Regions from separate parts of the Homo sapiens genome. Here all the other regions are linked to region 3. The links are chromatin loops, found by intact Hi-C in ENCODE. Cell type or tissue: heart right ventricle. All regions are shown on one strand. Region 1 has its middle 14 kb from the start of TIMM29. Region 2 overlaps LDLR (low density lipoprotein receptor). Region 3 overlaps SMARCA4 (SWI/SNF related BAF chromatin remodeling complex subunit ATPase 4). Region 4 has its middle 4.3 kb from the start of LDLR. Region 5 holds the start of DOCK6-AS1 (DOCK6 antisense RNA 1). Region 6 overlaps LDLR (low density lipoprotein receptor).

What was found. Hi-C counts contacts between places; a loop is a spot of excess contacts. Peaks named below come from ENCODE experiments on the same cell type or tissue, not always from the same donor. Only the 100,000 strongest peaks of a DNase experiment are listed, where the experiment ranks them.
Region 1: it touches region 3 in a loop (2.1-fold over the local background); 26 of 110 quality-filtered maps call a loop at or near these places.
Region 2: it touches region 3 in a loop (3-fold over the local background); 35 of 110 quality-filtered maps call a loop at or near these places.
Region 4: it touches region 3 in a loop (3.0-fold over the local background); 49 of 110 quality-filtered maps call a loop at or near these places.
Region 5: it touches region 3 in a loop (3-fold over the local background); 78 of 110 quality-filtered maps call a loop at or near these places.
Region 6: it touches region 3 in a loop (9-fold over the local background); 94 of 110 quality-filtered maps call a loop at or near these places.

Annotation. Positions count from the first base shown.
Region 1 is chr19:10,940,442-10,944,441 of GRCh38, reverse strand. No RefSeq gene overlaps it. Among named protein-coding and RNA genes, the nearest start is that of TIMM29, 14 kb to the right of the region's middle. In heart right ventricle, a CTCF peak has its summit at 2,239 (motif pointing left); no DNase peak of the experiment used is centred here.
Region 2 is chr19:11,100,262-11,104,261 of GRCh38, reverse strand. It overlaps LDLR (low density lipoprotein receptor), which reads right to left. Exons shown (of 18, transcript NM_000527.5): 2 at 3,917-4,000; 3 at 1,476-1,598. Among named protein-coding and RNA genes, the nearest start is that of MIR6886, 11 kb to the left of the region's middle. RefSeq lists an enhancer at 1,418-2,056. In heart right ventricle, no CTCF peak of the experiment used is centred here; no DNase peak of the experiment used is centred here; H3K27ac peaks cover 408 bases.
Region 3 is chr19:11,033,645-11,037,644 of GRCh38, reverse strand. SMARCA4 (SWI/SNF related BAF chromatin remodeling complex subunit ATPase 4) reads right to left here. Exons shown (of 35, transcript NM_003072.5): 27 at 3,780-3,878; 28 at 3,445-3,522; 29 at 2,513-2,731. Among named protein-coding and RNA genes, the nearest start is that of LDLR, 54 kb to the left of the region's middle. RefSeq lists an enhancer at 1,261-1,420. In heart right ventricle, CTCF peaks have their summits at 1,346 and 1,547 (motif pointing left); DNase peaks (open chromatin) are centred at 1,534, 1,901 and 2,432; H3K27ac peaks cover 1,425 bases.
Region 4 is chr19:11,083,174-11,087,173 of GRCh38, reverse strand. No RefSeq gene overlaps it. Among named protein-coding and RNA genes, the nearest start is that of LDLR, 4.3 kb to the left of the region's middle. In heart right ventricle, a CTCF peak has its summit at 1,512; a DNase peak (open chromatin) is centred at 1,534; H3K27ac peaks cover 2,417 bases.
Region 5 is chr19:11,202,493-11,206,492 of GRCh38, reverse strand. DOCK6 (dedicator of cytokinesis 6) reads left to right here. Exons shown (of 48, transcript NM_020812.4): 40 at 2,162-2,293; 41 at 2,398-2,412; 42 at 3,784-3,909. DOCK6-AS1 (DOCK6 antisense RNA 1) reads right to left here and starts at 2,865. Exons shown (of 3, transcript NR_186345.1): 1 at 2,628-2,865; 2 at 385-683. In heart right ventricle, a CTCF peak has its summit at 2,482 (motif pointing right); DNase peaks (open chromatin) are centred at 1,432 and 2,702; H3K4me3 peaks cover 712 bases; H3K27ac peaks cover 3,743 bases.
Region 6 is chr19:11,129,626-11,133,625 of GRCh38, reverse strand. LDLR (low density lipoprotein receptor) reads right to left here. Exons shown (of 18, transcript NM_000527.5): 17 at 3,956-4,000; 18 at 1-2,345. The coding sequence ends at 2,310. Among named protein-coding and RNA genes, the nearest start is that of MIR6886, 18 kb to the right of the region's middle. In heart right ventricle, CTCF peaks have their summits at 2,276 and 2,475 (motif pointing right); a DNase peak (open chromatin) is centred at 2,485; H3K27ac peaks cover 2,156 bases.

The sequences.
Region 1 (4,000 bases), 93 kb after region 3:
CCTCTTTTTTTTTTCGAGATGGGGCCTCGCTCTGTCACCCAGGCTGGAGTGCAAGGGCGCGATCTCAGCTCACTGCAACCTCCACCTCCCAGGTTCAAGTGATTCTCCTGCCTCAGCCTCCCGAGTAGCTGGGACTACAGGCACGTGCCACCACGCCCAGCTAATTTTTTGTATTTTTAGTAGAGACAGGGTTTCACCGTGTTAGCCAGGATGGTCTTGATCTCCAGACCTCGTGATCCACCTGCCTCGGCCTCCCAAAGTGCTGGGATTACAGGCATGAACCACCACACCCAGCCTCTCCCTCTTTTTTTTTATTTTTATTTTTTTTTTGAGACAGAGTCTCACTGTTCAACTAGGCTGGAGTGCAGTGAGATGATCATGGCTCACTATGGAGTCAACCTGCGGGGCTCAGGTGATCCTCCACCTCAGCCTCCCAAGTAGCTGGGACTACAGGAGCACACTACCTCACTCAGGTAATTTTTTTTTTTTTAGAGGGAGTCTTGGTCTGTCACCCAGGCTGGAGTGCAGTGGCGCGATCTCAGTTCACGGCAACCTCTGCCTCCCAGGTTCAAGCGATTCTCCTGCCTCAGCCTCCGGAGTAACTGGGATTACAGACACCCACCACCATGCCTAACTTTTTGTATCTTTAGTAGAGATGGGGTTTCACCATGTTGGCCAGGCTGGTCTCGAACGCCTGACCTCATGATCTGCCCACCTCGGCCTCCCAAAGTGCTGGGATTACAGGTGCGAGCCACTGTGCCCTGGCTATATTTTATTTTAGTATTTATTTATTTATTTGTTTATTTATTTATTTATTTATTGAGAGGGAGTCTTGCTCTGTTGCCCAGGCTGGAGTTCAGTGGCATGATCTCAGCTCATTGCAACCTCTGCCTCCCAGGTTCAAGTGATTCTCTCACCTCAGCCTCCCCAGTATCTGGGACTACAGGCACATGCCAGCACATCTGGCTAATTTTTGTATTTTTAGTAGAGACAGGGTTTTTACTAAATTTTTCATATTTTTAGTAGAGATGGGGTCTCCCTATGTTGCCCAGGTCAGTCTCAAACTCATAGCTCAAGGGATCCATCCACATTAGCCTCCCAAAGTGCTGGGATTACAGGCATGAGGCACTGTGCCCCACCGTGACAGTTTACTTCATTGTGGTCATCCTCTTGATATTTTGAAAGCATTCAAACTCTACAGTGGCTTTTATATAATTAAACAACAATTTTAAAGAGATGGAGGTGTCACTATGTTGACCAGGCTGGTCTTAAACTCCTGGTCTCAAACTCCTCGTCTCAAGCAATCCTCCCATCTCAGCCTCCCAATGTGCTGGGATTACAGTGTGAGCCACCACGTCCAGCCTATAGTGGCTTTTGTAAAAACCCCTACAGAGTGAGGCCTATCATATTATTTCAAAAGCCTACACCCAATATCTAACTGTTCTCAGAAGAAATAGGGAGACTTTTCAGAGCATCACTACCTAAGCAAGGTCACAGATTGGAGCCCCAGCTGGGAGGAAACAGAGCTATCAACATTAGATGTGCCTCAACAAAGACCAGTGCAGTCCCTGCAGGGGATGATGAAAACTTTTCAAAGCCAGCTGTCCCACGAGTAAAGTTTAAACCAATCCACAGAGCACAGATCCTACACTGATAAGCAATAACACTACAGCAGAACTCAAGCAATGGAAAATCCTACAAGTTTTAGCATGAATAACATCCACAAGAGCTGGGTTATTAGAGCAGAGCACCTCTCCCTGGTTTTGATTCAAAGAACTTGCCAGAATTTAAATTAATTATTTTTTCATGTAATTATTTGCTGCAAGGCTGGGCACGGTGGCTCACGCCTGTAATCCCAGCACTTTGAGAGGCCGAGGCGGGCGGATCACAAGGTCAGGAGATTAAGACCATCCTGGCTAACACGGTGAAACCCCGTCTCTACTGAAAATACAAAAAAATTAGTCATGTTGGCCTGGCTGGTCTCGAACTCCTGACCTCAGGTGATCAGCCCGACTTGGCCTCCCAAAGTGCTGGGATTACAGGCGTGAGCCACTGTGCCCGGCCCCTGCATTTTATTTCAATGGAAGGATGTCTAACTTAATTTTCCCACAAATGGTTTCCAGATCATCTCTCATTCAGGGCAAACACCAGATCAGGCCTCTACAAGGAACGACAGATTAGTGCAGCTGGGAAATGGGTAACACCCACCTGATAGAGAAAGGGGGTTCTTGCTCCCTCTAGTGTTCACCACACACTACAGATGTCCTGCTGTTCCCCTGTAAGGCGACCAGTAATACCTACCATGTCAGCTTTGAAATAACCAAGATGTCACTAAGTAGATGGGTGAATAAACCAACTGGGGTCCATGCAGACAATGGAATATATTCCGTAAGATAATATATTACACTAGAAAAGAACTAGCTGCTCAGGAGGCTGAGGTTGGAGGATCACTTGGCCCAGGGGTTCGAGACAAAAGCCTGAGACCCCATCTCCATGAAAAAAAAAAAAAAATTAGCTGGGCCTGGTGGCACATGCCTGTAGTCCCAGCTACTCAGAAGGCTGAGGCAGGAGAATCGCTTGAACCCAGGAGGCGGAGGTTGCAGTGAGCCGAGATTGCGCCACTGCACTTCAGCCTGGTGACAGAGCTAGACTCCATCTCAAAGAAAAAAAAAAAAAAAATCTGCCGGGTGCGGTGGCTCACGCCTGTAATCTCAGCACTTTGGGAGGCCGAGACGGGCAGATCACGAGGTCAGGAGATGGAGACCGTCCTGGCTAACGCAGTGAAACCCCGTCTCTACTAAAAATACAAAAAAAAAATACAAAAAAAAAAAATTAGCTGGGCGTGTTTGCAGGCGCCTGTAGTCTCAGCTACTGGGGAGGCTGAAGCAGGAGAATGGCCTGAACCCGGGAGGCGGAGCTTGCAGTGAGCCGAGATCCTGCCACTGCCCTCCAGCTTGGGCGCCAGAGCGAGACTCCATCTCAAAAAAAAAAAAAAAAGCTCCATAGGTACCTACCCTGTGTTCACTTTATCTTATGGAAAGTGACCATTTACTGGGCGCCAGACGAATACATAATTGACTATCCCCCTACCTGCTCCTTTTCTGTAGGAATATGTGAATTACATATGGATACATTTGGGATACATTACATATATGGATTTTATTACACATGGACACATTACTCTCCCATTTGCCCTCCAGCCCACTTTTCCCCTTTAAATACTGAAGCCCTCAAAATAATTTTTGGAGAAAGACACAGATTATGAACTGTGTCCGTGATTCTATGTTTCGTTCTTTTTCTCTTTTTCTTTTCTTTCCTTCCTTTCCTTTCCTTTCCCTCCCTCCCTGCCCCACTCCTCCCTCTCTCCCTCCCTGCCTCCCTCTGTCTCTCTCTGTCTCTCTGTCTCTTTCTGTCCCTCTGTTGCCCAGGCTGGAGTGCAGTGGTGCACAGCGATTCTCCTGCCTCAGCCTCCTTAGTAGCTGGGATTACAGGTGCCCACGACCGCGCCCGGCTAATTTTTGTATTTTTAGTAGAGATGGGGTTTCACCATGTTGGCCAGGCTGGTCTCAAACTCCTGACCTCGGGTTATCTGCTCGCCTTGGCCTCCCAAAACGCTGGGATTACAGGTGTAAACTACTGCACCTGGCCCTGTGTTTATTTCTTCCAGGCATGTCCTAAACCTTGGCAAAATGAATTTCTAATTTGATGGAGACCTGTCTCAGATACTTCAGATACTATTCATTTTCAAATAATGAATAGCTATTCATAATCATCACTGTGGGCCAGGCATGGTGGCTCACACCTATAATCCCAGCACTTTGGGAGGCCGAGGCAGGCAGATCACGAGGTCAAGAGATCGAGACCATCCTGGCCAACATGCTGAAACTCCGTCTCTACTAAAAGTACAAAAATTAGCTGGGCATGGTGGCATGCACCTCTAGTTCCAGCTACTTGGGAGGCTGAGGCAGGAGAATCGCTTGAACTTGGGAGGTGGAGTTTG
Region 2 (4,000 bases), 67 kb before region 3:
CTCTTGTCCCCCAGGCTGGAGTGCGATGGCAAGATCTCGGCTCACTGCAACTTCCACCTCCCGGGTTCAAGCGATTCTCCTGCCTCAGCCTTCCAAGTAGCTGGGATTACAGGCACCTGCCACCACGCCTGGCTAATTTTTTTGTATTTTTAATAGAGACGGGGTTTCACCATGTTGGCCAGGCTGGTCTCAAACTCCTGACCTCAGGTGATCCGCCCGCCTCAGTCTCCCAAAATGCTGGGATTACAGGTATGAGCCACTGCACCTGGCCGCTTGCTGGAGATTTTATAGAATGGTGCTTGTGCTGTGCGCTGAAGAGGGCTTTGTGCAGTACTTATAATGCCGAGGTTGCAGTGAGCTAACTTGCAATTTTCTATCAGCCGAGGTGTCTGATGATAGCTGGGAGCAGGAAGATAAGGAGTTATTTACGCAGGAGGGCTGTGTGTTCTGGACCATGGAGAAAGGCAGAGTTACATAGTTTGTCGGCCTTCTTCTTCTTTTTTTTTGAGACAGAATTTCGCTCTTGTCCCCCAGGCTGGAGTGCAATGGCGTGATATTGGCTCACTGCAACCTCTGCCTCCCAGGTTCAAGTGATTCTCCTGTCTCAGCCTCCCGAGTAGCTGGGATTACAGGCAGACGCCACCATACCTGGCTAGTTTTTGTATTTTCAGTAGAGATGGGGTTTCACCGTGTTGGCCAGGCTGCTCTCGAACTCCTGACCTCAAGTGATCCACCCGCCTCAGCCTCTCAAAAGGCTGGGATTACAGGGGTGAGCCACCGTGCCTGACCCTATCTGCCTTCTTTTATTGCTTTCCTTTGGTTCGGTCAGCCTGGTTTTTTTCCTAATTAGGACTCCACACTCAGTGGTAAAAATCCGAAATCCAAAATGCTCCAATAAGCATTTCCTTCTAAAGGTCAGTGCTCAAGACGTTTCAGAATTTCGGGTGCTCAAGACTTTGAATTTCGGGGTTTTGGATTTGGATGTGCCACTTGTATTAAGACAGCCAAGAAGACGCCCAGCTTCAAAGTCCATTTCCCTTCGGGATTCTTGGCCTTGCTCCTTGGCAGAACTTTCTGGCTTTTCCCCCTTCATGTTACGTGGGTCATTGAGGCTTGGCTAGCAAGCGTCACTATGTGTTCAGCCTCACGGGGCGGGGATCACAGGATCACGGGGATCACGACCAGCGGGAATCACAGCGGCTTGCCAGTGTGTGTGCCAGGTGGCTAGCCCTCGGCAGGGACAGCCTCCCTGACTGTGCGTGACAAACCCGAAGAGGTAGCACCATCCCCACTTTGTAATGCCTCCTGGTCAAGGGGGGATTTGAAGGGCGGAAGAGGCTTGGTATGAGCCCCCAAGAGATGGAGCCCAGTTCGGGGCAGCTGCCTTGCAGCTCGAGCAGGACCCCGTAGAGACAAAGTCAGACCACTCCCCAGGACTCAGATAGGCTCAATAGCAAAGGCAGGGCCACACTTACGACAGCCTTGCTCGTCTGAGCCGTTGTCGCAGTCCACTTGGCCATCGCACCTCCAGAACTGAGGAATGCAGCGGTTGACACGGCCCCCACAGCTGAAGTCCCCGGATTTGCAGGTGACAGACACTACAGAAGAGACAGGATTGAACTGTCACTCAAAGGAAAGACCCACTGAGGCCGAGCACAGTGGCTCACGCCTGTAATCCCAGCACTTTGGGAGGCCAAGGCGGGTGGATCACGTGAGGTCAGGGGTTCAAGACCAGCCTGGCCAATATAGTGAAACCCTGTCTCTACTAAAAATACAAAAATTAGTTGGGTGTGGTGGCGGGCACCTGTAGTCCCAGCTACTCGGGAGGCTGAGGCAGGAGAATCACTTTAACCTGGGAGGAGGAGGTTGCGGTGAGCCGAGATCCTGCCATTGCACTCCAGCCTGGGTGGCAGAGTGAGACTCCGTCACACACACACACACAAAAAAGACCCACTGGCCTTGCCAATCCTGTCTTTGCAAAGGAAAACCCCAGAACTTTGAAGAGAATGTCAATCCCACTTTTTTTTTTTTTTTTGAGACAGAGTCTTGCTCTGTCGCCCAGGCTGGAGTACAGTGGCACGATCTTGGCTCACTGCAAGCTCCGCCTCCCGGGTTCACGCCATTCTCCTGCCTCAGCCTCCTGAGTAGCTGGGACTACAGGCACCCGCCACCACGCCTGGCTAATTTTTTGTATTTTTTTAGTAGAGACGGGGTTTCACCGTGTTAGCCAGGATGGTCTCGATCTCCTGACCTCATGATCCTCCTGCCTCGGCCTCTGAAAGTGCTGGGATTACAGGTGTGAGCCACCGTGCCTGACCTAATCCCACTTTTTTTTTTAGTAGAGATAGAAGTTTCATCATGTTGAGCAGGCTGGTCTCAAACTCATGGCCTCAAGTGATCCGCCTACCTCAGCTTCCCAAAGTGCTGGGATTCTAGGCATGAGCCACCATGCCTGGTCTCCCATTTTAAAAAAATATATATATACATACATATGGGGCGGGCTCAGTGGCTCACGCCTGTAATCCCAACACTTTGGGAGGCCAAAGCTGGCGGATCACGAGGTCAGGAGATTGAGACCATCCTGGCTAACGTGGTGAAACCCCATCTCTACTAAAAATACAAAAAATTAGCTGGGCGTGGTAGTGGGCGCCTGTAGTCCCAGCTACTCGGGAGGCTGAGGCAGGAGAATGGCATGAACCCAGGAGGCACAGCTTGCAGTGAGCTGAGATCGCGCCACTGCACTCCAGCCTGGGCAACAGAGCAAGACTCCGTCTCAAAAAAAAAAAAAAAAGAAAAGAAAAAGAAAAAAACAAAAACAAATATTTATTTATTACTTATTTTTTAGAGATGAGGTCTAGCTATGCCACCCAGGTGGCCCTCAAACTCCTGGGCTTTATAAAGCAATCTTTCTGCCTTTCTGCCTCAGCCTCCCAAGTAGCTGGGACTACAGACACAAGCCATTGTGCCCGGCCAAGCCTACCCCTTTATGGGTCAAAACGGAGGGCATTTAAATGGAGCTTGTTAAAAACTGGACATTAGGCTGAGTGCGGTGGCTCACACCTGTAATCCCAATACTTTGGGAGTTCGAGGCAAGAGAATCACTTGAGCCCAAGAGGTCAAGGCTGCAGTGAAGTATGATGGTACCACTGGACTCCAGCCTGGGCAACAGAATTAGACTCCATCTCTTAAAAAAAAAAATAGGCCGGGCATGGTGGCTCACGCCTGTAATGCCAGCACTTTGGGAGGCGGAGGCAGGTGGATCACGAGGTCAGGAGATCGAGACCATCCCGGCTAACATGGTGAAACCCCATCTCTACTAAAGATACAAAAAATTAGCCGGATGTGGTGGAGGGTGCCTGTAGTCCCAGCTACTCGGGAGGCTGAGGCAGGAGGATGGCGTGAACCTGGGAGGCGGAGGTTGCAGTGAGCTGAGATCACACCACTGCACTCCAGCCTGGGTGATGGAACGAGACTCCGTCTCAAAAAAAAAAAAAAAAAAAGACATTAGGTTATGCAAAGTTTTGGAACAAGATAGAGGTGGTGGCCACACAGCATTGCAGATGTATTAATGCCACTGAGCTGGTTAATTTCATGTTATGTGAAATTCACATCAATTGAAAAAACAATAGAGCCATTTAATGGCTTTAAGGAAAGCTCCAATAATTCATTCTCTCCCCACCTCCTAATTCATGATTGAATACATCAAAATCCACTGGCCACTTTTCCAGCCGCCATCATCAAAAAGGGGTTAAGAATCGTGTCACAGGCCAGGCGTGGTGCCTGTAATCCCAGCACTTTGGGAGGCCGAGGCCAGCGGATCACTTGAGACCAGAAATTCAAGACCAGCCTGGCCAACATGGCGAGACCCTGTCTCTATTACAAAAATAAATGCATATCATGCCCAAAGGGGACTCACAGCACGTCTCCTGGGACTCATCAGAGCCATCCTGGCACTCAGCGCTGCCATCGCAGACCCACTTGTAGGAGATGCATTTCCCGT
Region 3 (4,000 bases):
GTAAGTACAATGAAACACTTCTGTGCTTCAACGGATATCACGGAAGCGAAAAGAGAATGTGCAGAATGGAACAAAATATTTACAAATGATATCTGATAAGGCACTTGTAAATAACTTACAATTCAATATTAAGATAAATATATTTTAAATTTGGGTAAAGGATGATGTGACTAGACATCTCTTTCTAGAGGATACACAAAGGGCCAAGAAGCATATGAACAGATACTCCACACCATTAGCCATCAGGGAAATGCAAATCCAACCACACTCAGATGGCACTTCATACGTGCTGGGATGGCTAGAATCAGCGGGCGAGGGAACAGCAAGGGTTGCTGAGGATGTAGAGAAAGAGGAATTCTCATACACAGCTGGTGGAACTGTGAACTGGCGTAGCCACCAAGGAAACCAGGCTGGGGTCCCTCAAAAGGTTAAATAGAGAACTAACATTGTTCCGGCAACTCTACGCCTAGGCACATATTAAAGAGAAATCAGATATTAAAGAGAAATCACATATTAAAGAGAAACGCGTGCACGCAAAAACGTGTACGTGAATGTTCACGGTAGTATTGTTTGTAATAGCCCGAAAGTGGATACAACCCAAGTGTCCATCAAGAATGGACAGAAAAACCGAATGTGACAAATCTGTACGAGGCAGGATTATTTCACCATCAAAGAATGCAACACACCTGCTGCATCATGGGTCAGCATGTTACATTGCGTGAAAAAAGCCTGACACCAAAGCATCCCACGCTGTAGGACTCCACTGACAGGAAACGCCCAGAACAGGTAAAACTATATGGACAGAAAGTACATCAGTGGTTGCCTGGGGCTGGGGAGAATCCATGAATTACCAGGAATGGCAAATCGGGGCAGGGCTTCTTTTGGGGGCGATGAGAATGTTCTAAAATGGACTGTGGTGAGAGATGCACAACTCTTGGATACACTGAAGATGATTGTATCATATACCCCAAAAGGGTGAACTGTATGGTATGTAAATTACACCTAGAAAAAAATGTACATAGAGCAGCCACGTATGAACTGATCTTAAATTTAAAAGGTACTCACTGCCTCAAATATGCAGGGCTGAGCTGGGCACCGTGGCTCATGCTCGTAATCCCAGCTACTCTGCAGGCCGAGGCGGGTGGATTGTTTGAGCCCAGGAGTTTGAGACCAGCCTGAGTGACACAGTGAGACCCCCACTTTACAAAAAATTTAAAATTAGCCAGGCGTGTTGGTGTGTACCTGTAGTCTGAACTACTCAGGAGGCTGAGGTGTGAGGATCACTTGAGCCCCCAGGAACTGGAGGCCAGCCTGGGTAACACAGCAAGACTTTGTCTTTATTAAAAAAGAAAAAAATGCAGGGCCGGTGACACTCATACAGCAGCCAAACAGCTCTGCTGTCACACAGGTCTGTGGCAGGGCTCACACTGTCTTTTCAGGGTTTCTCTTCTGGGTCCTGGAGCGCTGTGCTTGGGAGGCTGGCTGGGGAACAGGATGGCCTGTCTGTCACCTGGGCTCCTGGTGTGTTTCAACAGCGCCCTCTGGTGCACAGCTTGGCAGGCAAGCTCATGAGTCTGGGCTGCTGAGGTCCCAGGAGGGAACCGGGGCTGTTTGGCCACATGGGCTAGGCCACATGGCTCTTTCCTGGGTGTGGCACTTTGCATGGCATAGCCAAAAGCTGCCACCTGCCTTCTCGGAATTATTGCTTCAGGACATTTTTATGACACAACTTCAGGGATGGATTCTGAATCATCGTCTCTATAACTCAGAGCCCCTGAGCTGGGAAGGGGTCTGATCTGTCACCGTAACCCCAGTGAGGACATCAGTGCCAGGCATCTGTCACAGTGTGCCTTGGGCTGGGAAAGTTGGGTCGGGTGAAGCCCCAGGAGCACCGCACGACTGACTCAAAGACATCTGCAGCTGCTGTTGCAGGGCCAGCTGCCATCTGCTGAGAACGGGCCCTCACGTCAGCTCCACAAGCAACTGCCAGCCCCGTGCAGCACCTGCCAGGTTCAGAGGCCCTTGGGGGCTTGCCCTCTCCTCCCTCCCCATGACTGAGTCTCCCCAGCTCATGGGGGGGGACTTGCCCAAAGTGAGGCTGCCTGCAGCCAGCAGTGCAACGCTTTGCAGGGCGCCTCAATAGTCCATGATTCACCCTTGTGCCTCCCTCCTGGCAGGTACTGGGAAAGCCAGCAGTCCACTGAGATCAGCAACATGATTTTTAACCTCGGGAAGAGGTAAACCCTTTTACTTGAAAGACCAACCATAACCAGCAGCAGGTTTTGAGCTGCTCAGGAACCGTGGGTCCTTCTTGCATTCCAAGGCAGAGCCAAAAGGACCTGACCATCCCTGGCCCACATCGGAAGGCTCTCGGCTGCCTGCGGAGCCTGGCCAGGAGTGGCCCAAGGAAAGCATTTTGGACCCAGGCCTGAGTCCTGGCGGTGGGCCCTTTGTCTCCCCAGCCCTGCCTGGCGCTGGCCTGCGGCAGCTGCTGGGCCTCTCCAGCATGTACCTTGAGCCACTGCTTCTCCGTCAGTGAGTCGCTGTAGTCCACCTCCTTGCGGTGGCGGGAGCCACGGCCGAACATCTTCTCCTCCTCCTCCTCACAGGTCAGCCGCTCCACCTCCGCGTCGTCCTTGATGATCCACGAGGGGAGCTCGTCCTCCTCCATGAGGCGCGGCTTCCGCTTGGGGTTGCGGGCCTCCTCGCGCCTGCGGTCCAGGTCCATGCGCTGGTGGGCAGGGAGGCAACGGGAGAGGCATCAGCATGCAGGCACCAGGGGCACGCTAGAGCCAGAACACCGAGAGTTCAGAAGGGCCTTTCTCTGCCCGTGGGGCTCCACGCTGCTGCGAGAGTTAAACAGTAGCTCTCGATTTTTCAGTGGCTGACCTGGCCTGGCTCCGTCAGACCCTGACTAGAGGCTCTGCCTCAGGAGGCAGAGGAAACTCGAAAAGATGGAAGGTTGCACAAGAGGGCTGCAGACCCCAGCAGGGGGGCAGCAGCTGCGTGGCCCAGCGTTGGTGGAGGCATGAGGCCTGCGGGCCAAGGGGCCCCTGCTTGGGTGGCTTATTTCCTGTTTCCCACCCAGGGGCAAGGGGGCTCTGCGACTGAAGGCCTGGTCAGTCCCTTGGCCTTGGATAGGGCGAACTCCCTCTGAAAGGGAGTGCATGAAGCCCTGGAGAGCCCGTTAGAAAACAGAGCTGGTGGGGCAGGTCTCGGGTCACATGCAGAAGGCTGGGTGTGCATCTCGCCCTCCGATGCCATCCTCAGGAGACTGGGGGTGGAAGACGGGTCAGTCTGGAGGTGGGAGTGGGCTGCACTGTGAGCTGTCCCTGGCTCCCTGACCTGCTAGGGATACCACCATGGGCACTAGGACGTCTGCTTTGCTCCTGGTGGCAGCAGAGTGGGATGCCTGAACTGCCCCATCCAGCCTGCAGCGCTTACCATGAACAGATCAAACTCCTCCTCGTGCCGGGCGATCATCTGGTTGACGGTCTCGTCGTCGGGCACCTCGTCTTCCTCCTATAAGATTGCAAACTGTCAGTGCCGCTGAGGAGGGGCCGGGGTGGGCGGCGGCCGAGCTCAGAGGCGAGCGGCGGCGTCCGTGGGAATGAGCTGGTGGTCCCGGCACGGCTGCGGTGGATGGGGACCCACACGGCAGCGAAAGGCACACACACGCACACGCACACGCACGCTCCGTGGGACCAGGGCCCTTGCTGGCCGTCTCAGCCGAGAAGCCGAGGATTGAATGGGCATGGAGACTGAACTACCCCTCTCACCTTTAGAGGTGGCTCCTCCAAGTCGGGGTTGACGCCCGCTGGCGGAGGGGCAGTGTGGGCGAAGCTGGCACTGCCGCTGCCCGTGCTGCAGTGTCTGCTCTGTGGATAAATAGAGGACTTCAGTCTCCAGGGCTGTCAATCCGGCGTCTTTCACCAGCAGTTTAGAAAAAAAAACCACTTCAAAGAAAAAGCAAGTACTCATCCTCTTTCCGTTCAGCCCA
Region 4 (4,000 bases), 50 kb before region 3:
GACTGTGTCTCAAAAATAAAGATAAGTTTAAAGATTCAACTTAAAGCAAAAAATAAGTAAATAAAAATTTAAAAAGTAAGTATCACTGGATTTTTTTTTCTTTTTTTTTTTGAGACAGAGTCTTGCTCTGTCACCCAGGCTGGAGTGCAGTGGTGTGATATCGGTTCACTGCAACATCCTGCTCCCAGGTTCAAGCGATTCTCATGCCTCAGCTTCCCGAGTAGCTGAGATTACAGGTGCATGCCACTACGCCCGGCTAATTTTCTTATTTTTAGTAGAGACGGGGTTTCGCCATGTTTGCCGGGCTGGTCTCGAACTCCTGACCTCAGGTGATTCACCTGCCTCAGCCTCCCAAAGTGGTGGAATTACAGGTGTGAGCCACTGTACTGGCCCAATATCACTGGGTTTGATTTCCCTTAAAAAAAAATTTAAGGCTGGGTGCGGTGGCTCACGCCTGTAATGCCAGCATTTTGGGAGGCCGAGACGGGTGGATCACGAGGTCAGGAGATCGAGACCATCCTGGCTAACAAGGTGAAACCCCATCTCTACTAAAAAAATACAAAAAAATTAGCCGGGCGTGGTGGTGGGCGCCTGTAGTCTCAGTTACTCATGAGGCAGAGGCAGGAGAATGGCATGAACCCAGGAGGCGGAGCTTGCAGTGAACCAAGATCGCGCCTTTGCACTCCAGCCTGGGCGACAGAGTGAAACCCTGTCTCAAAAAAAAAAAAAAAAAAAAAAAAAATTTAAGATGGCCAGTCACAGTGGCTCATGCCCTATAATCCCAGCACTTCAGAAGGCCAAGGCAGGTGGATCACCTGAAGTCAAGAGTTTGAGACCAGCCTGGCCAACATGGCAAAACCCGGTTTCTACTAAAACTACAAAAATTAGCCAGGCATGGTAGCAGGCGCCTGTAGTCCCAGCTACTTGGGAGGCTGAGTCAGGAGAATCACTTGAACCTGGGAGATAGAGGTTACAGTGGGCCGAGATCACGCCACTACACTTCAGCCTGGGTGACAGAGGGACACTCCCTCTGAAAAAAAAGAAAAAAAAAATGCGCCGGGCGTGGTGGCTCACAGCTGTCTCACACCTGTAATCCCAGCACTTTGGGAGGCAGAGGTGGGCGGATCACCTGAGGTCAGGAGTTGGTGACCAGCCTGGCTAACAAGGTGAAACCCCGTTTCTACTAAAAAAAAAAAAATACAAAAAATTAGCCAGGCGTGGTGGCGCATGCCTGCAATTCCAGCTACTAGGGAGGCTGAGGCAGGAGAATCGCTTGAACCTGGGAGGCAGAGGTTGCAGTGAGCCGAGATCGCACCATTGCACTCCAGCCTGGGCAAGAAGACCGAAACTGTCTCAAAAACAAAAACAAAAAATTATAAGACGTAGGCTCAGTGTGTGTCATGAGTCCACATCTGGTTACCCAGAAAGAGTTACCAGGAGAGGGACTCCCTTCCCGGAAGGCACTTGGCTTACATAGTTCCCAGAGCTAGAGGTCAGGGCAGGTCTGGAAAAGAGCCACAAAAACTCTGAAAAGCACATTCCTCGGGTGCCAAGGCCTGGCCAAGGTTTCCAGAACAGCGTTCCCCAGGCCCCTGACCTGCCTGCCATGCACGGACACGGCCATACATGGCTCTGAGGACTGAGTCATGCTGATAAATTTTTCTGTTTCTTGGTTTCCATTTGTGCTCCTGTAACTAGCTCACAGGGCTCTTGTAAGGATTAAGTTAAAATATATAAAGCGACTAGAGGCCAGGCGAGGTGGCTCATGCCTGTAATCCCCAGCACTTTGGGAGGCAGAGGTGGGAGGATCACTTGAGCCCAGGAGTTGGAAACCAGCCTGGGCCACATAGTGAGACCCTGTCTCTACAAAAAAAAAAAAAACAATTAGCCAGGCGTGGTGGCTCACACCTGTGGTCCCAGCTACTCAGGAGGCTGAGGTAGGAGGATTGCTTGAGCCAAGGAGGTTGAGGCTGCAATGAGCTACGGTCGCGCCACTGCACTCCAGCCCAATCAACAGAGCCAGGCTGTCTCTCAATTAAAAAAAAAAAAGTGATTAGAGCCACACTCGGTGCATAATAAATACCATATATGGGTTTGCTTTTCTCTGTGGCTGCTTTTGTGTTGCAACTGCATTTTTTTTTTTTTATCTCTTCAGGGAAGACCTGCCAGTTCCTGCTGTTTTTTTTTTTTTGTTTTTTTGTTTTTTGTTTTTTGTTTTTTGACGGAGTCTAGCTCTGTCACCCAGGCTGGAGTGCAGTGGCGCGATCTCGGCTCACTGCAACCTCCGTCTCCCGGGTTCAAACAATTCTCCTGCCTCAGCCTCCCAAGTAGCTGGGACTACAGTCACGTGCACGTGCCACCACGCCTGGCTAATTTTTTGTATTTTTTTTTTTTTTTTTTGAGACGGAGTCTCTGTCTGTTGCCCAGGCTGGAGTGCAGTGGCGCAGTCTCGGCTCACTGCAAGCTGCGCCTCCCGAGTTCACACCACTCTCCTGCCTCAGCCTCCTGAGTAGCTGGGACTACAGGCGCCCGCCACCACACCTGGCTAATTTTTTTTTGTATGTTTAGTAGAGATGGGGTTTTACCGTGTTAGCCAGGACGGTCTCGATCTCCTGACCTCGTGATCCGCCCGCCTCAGCCTCCCAAAGTGCTGGGATTACAGGCACGAGCCACCACGCCCAGCCTAATTTTTTGTATTTTTAGTAGAGACGGGGTTTCACTTTGTTAGCCAGGATGGTCTGGATCTCCTGACCTTGTGATCCACCCGCCTCAGCCTCCCAACGTGCTGGGATTACAGACATGAGCCAACACGCCCGGCCTGTGCCTGCCTTCTTTCTATTAGGGAGTCAGTAAGTAATCCTGCTGTGGAACCCACTTTATTGGAAAGTTCCTGAACTCCCAAAGTTATCTAATACAACTCAGGGTGGGCATTTTCCTCGCTGTAATAGCCCACCTGCCCCCGTCCTCCCATTTTCTACCTCTCTAATTCACCAGGAGGCTCAGTCCGGAATAGGTCTCTGCCCCAACGAGCCTGGCCTTTGGCAGAGGTGAGCCATTGCAGCTGTGGTCTGGCCTTAAGCCCATCAATCCACAGAGAAACCATCAGTAACAGCAGAGACCTCGGTGCCTGCCAGTGGGTGGAATCAGGAACCTGCCTTGGCTCAGCTGGCATCAGTTATCTTCACAAAATGCCCAAAGCCGTGTGCTGACAGACCTCATGGCTTGCTGAAATACAGCAATACTAAAATTCCACAGTGCAATTCCACAGTGCCTCCTAGAATATAGCAATAGTGAAAATTGCATAAATAAGTGAAAATAAGGCCGAGTGTAGTGGGTCACACCTGTAATCCCAGCACTTTGGGAGGCTGAGGTGGGCGGATCACTTGAGGTCAGGAGTTCAAGACTAGCCTGGGCAACATGGTGAGACCCTGTCTCTACTAAAAACAAAACAACAAAACAAAACAAAACAAAAAACCGGGAGAGTGGAGGGCTAGGGAAGGGATAGCATTAGGAGAAATACCTAATGTAGATGACCGGTTGATGGGTGCAGCAAACCACCATGGCACATGTATACCTATGTAACAAACCTGCACGTTCTGTACATGTATCCCAGAACTTAAAAGTATAATAAATACACATATATTTTTAAAAAGTAGCTGGGCACAGTGGCGCACACCTGTAGTCCCAGCTGCGGAGAGGCTGAGGCACAAGAATCGCTTGAACCTGGGAGGCAGAGGTTGCAGCGAGCCAAGATCACACCAGCCGGGTGCAGTGGCTCACGCCTGTAATCCCAGCACTTTGGGAGGCCGAGGCAGGCGGATCACGAGGTCAGGAGATCGAGACCATCCTGGCCAACATAGTGAAACCCTGTCTCTACTAAAAATACAAAAATTAGCCGGGTGAGGTGGTGGGCGGCTGTGGTCCCAGCTACTTGGGAGGCTGAGGCATAAGAATGGCACGAACCTGGGAGGCGGAGCTTGCAGTGAGCTGAGATCGTGAC
Region 5 (4,000 bases), 170 kb before region 3:
GCTCAGGTGATCCTCCCACCTCAGCCTCCTGAGTAGCTGGGACTATAAGTGCGCACCACCACACCCAACTAATTTTTTTTTCTTCGTTCATTTTTTTTTTTTAAGAGATGGGATCTTGCTATGTTGCCCAGGCTGGGCTTGAACTCCTAGACTCATGCAACCCTCTCGCCTCGGCCTTCCAAAGTGCTGGGATTACAGGCGTGAGCCAGCATGCCCGGCAACTGATTTTCCACTGTGGAAAAGGGGTTTTCTTCTCTAGTTTGCTTGTTTGTATGAGGGCAGTTGGTGGTTTCTACATTTAACTTGCAGGAGCCCTGGGGCCTTTGCTCCGTGTGTTTTTCTGGTTTGTGTGGGGCTGGCTGTGTCCATGTGATGTCATTTTACCTGTTTCTCAGTTCCTCACATTTTGGGGAACTGGCAGTTACATTTGAGAGCTCAGTGAGATTCAAGGTCACACTTGAAGTCAGGTGTTCCAGTGAGATTTCTTCTGTGGTGCTGGCCCTTTAGTGACATTATTTTCATTATTGTCACTTTGCTGGATTCTTGGAGACGAAGGCCTCAGAGGAAGGGCCAGGTGCGGTGGCTCACGCTTGTGATCCCAGCACTTTGGGAGGCCGGGGCGGGCAGATCACTTGAGGTCGGGAGTTCAAGACCAGCTTGGGCAACATAGAGAAACCCTGCCTCTACAAAAAAAAAAAAAAATACAAAAAATTAGCTGGGCATGGGCGCAGTGGCTCATGCCTGTAATCCCAGCACTTTGGAGGCCGAGGCAGGCGGATCACGAGGTCAGGAGTTTGAGACCAGCCTGGCCAATATAGTGAAACCCCATCTCTACTAAAAATACAAATATGGCTGGGTGCAGTGGCTCACGCCTGTAATCCCGGCACTTTGAGAGGTCGAGGTGGGTAGATCACAAGGTCAGGAGTTCGAGACCAGCCTGGCCAATATGGTGAAACCCCGTCTCTACTAAAAATGCAAAAAAAGTAGCTGGGCGTGGTGGCACATGCCTGTAATCCCAGCTATTAAGTAGGATGAGGCAGGAGAATTGCTTGAACCCAGGAGGCAGAGGTTGCAGTGAGCCGAGATCATACCACTGGACTGCAGCCATCTCAAAAAAAAAAATACACGGGTGGGGTTAAGGGGAGGGATAGCATTAGAAGAAGTATCTAATGTAGGTGACAGGTTGATGGGTGCAGCAAACCACCATGGCACGTGTATACCTATGTAACAAAACTGCACGTTCTGCGCATGTACCCCAAAGTATTAAAAAAAAGATTACGAAAAAAAACCATACACACACAAAAGCCTCAGGGGAAGAAACCAGGGGGTGGACACAGGCCTTCTGACAGTCAGCAAACCTCACAGGATGCCTGTTTTGAGCCAGGCTTGATGCCAGCACCCGCTGGGGGTGAGGGGCATATTACCACATGCCAGAAGGCAGTTGGGCATGGAGGTCATGGGCACAGGGCCAGATGGGTGGGTGTTTGGGTCTTGGCCCTGGGGAATGCCTCTGTCTCTGAGACTCACTTTCCTCTTTGAGGAATAGGAAAAAAAAACTGCTTCTCCCATCAATGAGGGAAGACAGATGGGTGAAGTGCAGATGTACATCGTACCTGTGCCATAGAATATTCTTGCTAAAAGTGGTGAAGGGCTGGGAGAGTGGTGGCTCACACCTGTAATCCCAGCTAATCAAGAGGCCAAGGCAGGAGGATCACTTGAGCCCAGGAGTTCAAGACCAACTAGGGCAATATAGTGAGACCCTGACTCTACAAAAACTAAAATAAAATTATTTGGGCATGGTGGCATGTACCTGTAGTTCCAGCTATGTGGGAGGCTAGGGTGGGAGCATCTCTTGAGCCCAGGAGTTGGAGGTTGCAGTGAGCTATGATTGTACCACTACACTCCAGCCTGGGTGATGGAGTGAGACCCTATCTCAAAAAAACAAAAAAGATAAGTAGCAGTGAAGACCATGGAGCCCTCTGTGGGAGCTGAGTGGAAAGGCTCAACCCCTATCTGGGATAGGGGTGGTCAGGGTGGGCTTCCTGGAGGAGGTGATGGAGGGTGGGTAGGAGCACGGAGGCTCACAAGGGAGATGGGTAGACAGGAGCACAGTGGAGAGAGGAAGACAGTTTGGGGAATCCTGACCCCACCTCACCCTCAGGGCGGGCTCTACGAGGCGGTGAATGAGGTCTACAAGAACCTCATCCCCATCCTGGAAGCCCACCGTGACTACAAGAAGCTGGCCGCGGTGCACGGCAAACTGCAGGAGGCCTTCACCAAGATCATGCACCAGGTGGGCCCAGGACCCCCTCCCCAGACCCCACCCTCAGCCCCACTCCTCATCCCCACTCCTCATCCCCAGGGATCTGCTGACCTTGACCCTTCTCTTCCCCACAGAGTTCCGGCTGGGAGGTGAGTCAGCCTTGGTGGACAGCCACCTGCCTCTGGGACCCCCGTGATGACTGGCCAGCAGCCATCAGTGAACACCAGGGGGCACCAGAGGAGCATGGCCGCTGGCCCTTGGGGCTGGGGCTGTGGCCACAAGGGACCCACCCCATTATTTCCCTCCCTTCCCCAAAAATGCCCCCACCCCCCGCCCCAGATCTCGAGGGCAGCTTGTGACTCACCCAGCTGGGAGCTCTCCAGAGACACCCCTCCCTCTGCCAGGGCCAGCTTGGTCACTGCAGGGGGGTGGCGGGGTGACTCTTGACTCCCTCATGGTCTCTTGGTCTCTTTCTCATCTCTCCCCAGTCTATCACGTGGCTCTCCCTATCTTGGTATCTCACTGTCTCTTAGTCTCTGTCTCTCCCTGCGTACCCAGCTTCCAGCCTCCCCCAGGCTCTCTGCTCCTCATTTCTGGTTAATGTGTCCTCCCGCTCCAGCCCCCCCGAATCCCGCTTCTTCCCTGCTTAGGTCTATTTTTAGGCATCTCCTAGTTTGGGGAGAATGTTCTGGCCAAAGATGGCAGAAACCCAGAGCCCAGGCAGGCAGGCTGGGTGGGAGCTGGGTGGGGAGGGCAGGTCCTCTTCGCCCCCGCCCCCCTCCCGTCTCTGATCTCTCCCCCCACGGAATGATTCTCACGGGGCAGTGTTAACCAGGACCCTGGGGGTTGAGGGAACTCTGACCTCTGACCTCTCCCATGACATTGTCTCTCTGTCCCCCACACCTCTGGCCCCACCATGTCTGCCCCATCCTCCCCGGATCGGCCTTGGTAAGTGAACATCCAGCCATTCTACTTCCTTTCCAGTCATGGGGTGGTGTTTTTAGGGTGGTAGGGAGGGGGTTCCTTCTTCCAAACTTAGGGCTGGGGACAGGAGCAGGGGAATGCCATGGAACAAGGGAACCAGAGCCACTGTCCTAGAGTGAGACACAGCCATCCCTTCCCTCAGCCATCCAAGCATTTATGGGGTACCTACTGTATACCCATTCTTGTGGGCCTCAGGGCACAGGAAGGAGAATGCCCTAGAACAAAGGAGGCAGAGCCTCCATCCTAGAGTGAGAGACAGCCATCCCTCTCCTCAGCCATCTATGCATGTATTGGGTACCTGCTGTATACCCTGTCCCACGGGCATTAGGGACACACCCGTAAACAATACAGCCCCAGTCCTAACTTCCTATTGCAATCCATGCCCCAATGTTCTCAGGGCCCCCTGCCTGTGCCCATGCCCTGATGTTCTCGGGGTCCTCACACTCCCATCCTGATATTCGAGACACCTATCTCTGGGGCAGGGAGACCTCCAGCAGGGGCCTCCCGGACAACCACACCCTTTCTCACAGCCCCAGCGCGTGTTCGGGACGTATTTCCGCGTGGGCTTCTACGGCGCCCACTTCGGTGACCTGGATGAGCAGGAGTTTGTGTACAAGGAGCCATCGATCACGAAGCTGGCAGAGATCTCACACCGGCTGGAGGCACGTCCTTGTGGTTGGGGGTGGAACGGGGCATGGGGCTGCCTTGGGGCTGGAGTAGGGGCTGTCCCTGGGTGGCCCCGAGTCAGCCCTG
Region 6 (4,000 bases), 96 kb before region 3:
AGAGGCAATAACCCCCTACACAGGGCCCCGAGAATAGTCACTGAACAAATACAGCAACCAGGGTTTGCAAAAATAAATAGATTTTATATATATGTGTGTATATATATATATATAAGTGATAACAGTTTCAACCAATATACAAAGTGCAAACATAACAAAAAATCCCCACTATCTGTACAGGGACGCATTTACGTGCTCCGAAACCAGAAAGGCTTATCACGGTTCCCTGCACTGGGGGGGACACAGTGTTTTGTCCCTGGGGACAATTGCCAATCCCTTGTGACATCTTCACGCGGGAGTCTGACGGAGGCTGTCACTGTCTCTCCGGACATCAGTGCAACAGTAACACGGCGATTTCAGAAAGAACCTGAAGTCCCGTCAAACGATCCAGACTGGAGGATTTATTTATTTTTTTATAGTTGTATTTCTGAAATAGGGTCTTCATCTGTTGCCCAGGCTGGAGTGCAGTGGCTCGATCATGGCTCACTGCAACCTCCACCTCCTGGGCTCAGGCGATCCTCCTGCCTCAGCCTCCCAAGTAGCTGGGATCACAGGCACGTGCCACCGTACCCAGCTGATTTTTAACTTTTTGGTTTTTGTAGAGATGGGATCTCGCTTTGTTGCTCAGGCCTGGTCTCCAACTCCTGAACTCAAGTGATCCAGCTCAGCCTCCCAAAGTGCTGGGATTACAGGCGTGAGGCACCTGTGTCTGGCCAAATTCATTTTTTAAGAGATGGGGTCTTACTATGTTGCCCAGGCTGGAAAGCAGTGGCATAATCATAGCTCACGACAGCCTCAAATGCCTGAGCTCAAACCATCCTCCCACCTCAGCCTCGCCATGCCTGGCCAGAGGCCATGGGCTGCTGATGCACCATGCATGGTTTTTTTTTGTTTTTTTTTTTTGAGACGGAGTCTCGCTCTGTCGCCCAGGCCAGACTGCGGACTGCAGTGGCGCAATCTCGGCTCACTGCAAGCTCCGCTTCCCGGGTTCACACCATTCTCCTGCCTCAGCCTCCCGAGTAGCTGGGACTACAGGTGCCCGCCACCACGCCCGGCTAATTTTTTGTATTTTTAGTAGAGACGGGGTTTCACGTGTTAGCCAGGATGGTCTCGATCTCCTGACCTCATGATCCACCCGCCTCGGCCTCCCAAAGTGCTGGGATTACAGGCGTGAGCCACTGCGCCCGGCCTCACCGTGCATGTTTTAAACACATACCCATCAACGACAAGATTGGGGAAGTGAATGGCTTGGAGGCATTTGCATAGAAGTGGAAGCACTAGGTGGGCGGACATAAAGACGACAATGGCAGTTCTCGATATTCACGATCACGGCTTTGAAGTCCCGGTCAACCTGCCCCTCTCTGTCCCCGGCATTCATTGACACGGGCTTTCCCTGGCCTGGGATCCCATCCCAACACACACGACAGAAAACAGTGCAAAATAATAACACAAATGCCAAATGTACACAGTGTACAACTCTGAACTGAGAAAGTGCAAGGAGACCACGGGAATGGAAGTGGGTAGGGGTCGGGAGGATGGGCACCAGGCTGGTGTCCTGACAGCCACACCTGGGTGCAGGCCACGTGTCCTCACGGCCAAGGTAACCGGGTGTCTCAGGCACTTAATAAATATTAAGGGTGACCAGTGACTCAGGCTCTGCCTCTGGGAAGTGGCATCATTTGGTGAATGAGTTTGGTCTCGGTGCCACCACGGATTCAGCCAGATCATTTCCGACGCCATGAATCCCTTTCCTGGCTTAAGGAAGGTACAAACCCACCTCGAAAGACACTGGGTGGGTCATGATTCGGGGGTGACAGGGCAAAGGCTAACCTGGCTGTCTAGCAAGGCTTGCATAGAAGAGGTAAACACGTTGACTCCTGAGTTTAGGGGTTTGGCTTAGAGATTGGTGGATGAGGCAGGGCCAGGGGGTCCCGTTGGTGCCATCTGCTGTTGTGTGTTGAAAGCCACTTGCTTCTCTGGGCCTGACATCCCCTCCCCTTTCATCTTCCATGTTTGAGGATTGTGTCACGGTGGAGAGAAACTCAAAACTTCCTGGAGAGAAATGGAGGTGTCATCCTGGTCCCCCCGGGCCTGTTTCTCTTATCCTTCACGAGGAAAGGAAGAAACCAAAATCCCAACCCAAGCCATTGCATGGGCACTGTCCGAAGCCTGTTCTGCCTCCCAGATGAATAAATATATAAAACAAAGCTCTGGCAGGCAATGCTTTGGTCTTCTCTGTCTTTGAATAAAACAAGGCCGGCGAGGTCTCAGGAAGGGTTCTGGGCAGGGACGGGACTCCAGGCAGATGTTCACGCCACGTCATCCTCCAGACTGACCATCTGTCTCTGCCAACAAATGGTAAACAGCGGAAACTATCAGTCCAGCATTCAGGAAACACGGCTGGAGGCCACCTACTTCTCACCTCCTGGGCCTGGCAGCCTCCCCCAGCCTGATCCCCAAGCATGTTCCCCCAGGAGCCGCCAGAGGGAGACGGTGAGTACCGGATTCAGTCACTTCCCACCGCTCTCAGGGCAAAAGCCAAAGTCCTCCCCAGTGGCCCACAAGGCTCTGCACAACCTGCCTGGTAGCCTCCTGCCTTTTTACCCCTCTCTCTGTTTGCTCCAGCTACAACGGCCTCAAACCCAACAGGCACGGTCCAGCCTCAGGGCCTTCGCACAGGCTGTTCTCCTGGTTCAGAGAAGGCTACCTACCCTAAACCCCTTGTGTAAAGATCAAGGCGGGCGCAGTGGCTCACGCCTGCAATCCCAGCACGTGGGGAGGCCAAGGCGGGTGGATCACTTGAGGTCAGGAGTTCGAGACCAGTCTGGGCAACATGGCGAAACCTCGTCTCTACTAAAAATACAAAAATTACCCGGGCATAGTGTTGTAATCCCAGCTACTCAGGAGGCTGAGGCTGAGGCATAAGAATTGCTTGAACCCAGGAGGCAGAAGTTGCAGTGAGCCAAGATCACAGCACTGCACTCCAACCTGGGTGACAGAGAGAGACTCTGTCTCAAAATAAAAAATAAAAGCAAAAAAATAAAACACCTCCTCTCCCTTCCTCCCTCCTGGCCCTCTGGAAACCCTTCTTTGAATTTTTTTTTTTTTTTAAGAGACAAGGGCTTGCTCTGTCACCCAGGCTGGAGCGCAGTGACGCAATCACAAGTCACTGCAGTCTCAATCTCCTACCTTAGCCTCAAGCAATCCTCCTGCCTTAGCCTCCCTAGTAGCTGGAACTAGGCGCTCATCACCACACTGGGCTAAATTTTTATTTTTTGCAGAGATGGGGTCTTGCTGTGCTGCCCAGGCTGGTCTTGAACTCTGAGCTCAGGTGATTCTCCTGCCTCAACCTCCCCAAGTTCTGGGATCACATGTGTGAACCACCATGCCGGGCCTCTGAACTCCTTTTTTTTTTTTTTTTGAGATGGAGTTTTGCTCTTGCCTCCCGGGCTGGAATGCAGTGGCGCGATCTCGGCTCACTGCAACCTCTGCCTCCTAGGTTCAAGCGATTTTTCTACCTCGGCCTCCCGAGTAGCTGGGATTACAGGCGCCCACTCCCACGCCTGGCTAATTTTTTGTATTTTTAATAGAGACGGGGTTTTGTCATGATGGCCAAGCTGGTCTCAAACTCCTGACTTCAGGTGATCCGCCAGCCTCGGCCTCCCAAAGTCCTGGGATTACAGGCATGAGCCACCGCGCCCGGCCTCTGAACTCCTTTTGACTTTCTTTGCCCTGTCACCATCTGATGGAGCTCTCTATTTGCTTATCCAACATTCCTCTACACCACCAAGGCCATTGTCCGCTGACATTCTGAATGAGCGCACAGAAGCATTCACCTAATGCTGTCCTCGATCTGGAGGGCTGGGGAAGCCTCGGCCTGGTCCCTTGAGGATCATATGCCTCCAGCTGGGAGGGGGCCGCCATGGGCTCTGGCTTTCTAGAGAGGGTCACTCACCGAGGGGTAGCTGTAGCCGTCCTGGTTGTGGCAAATGTGGACCTC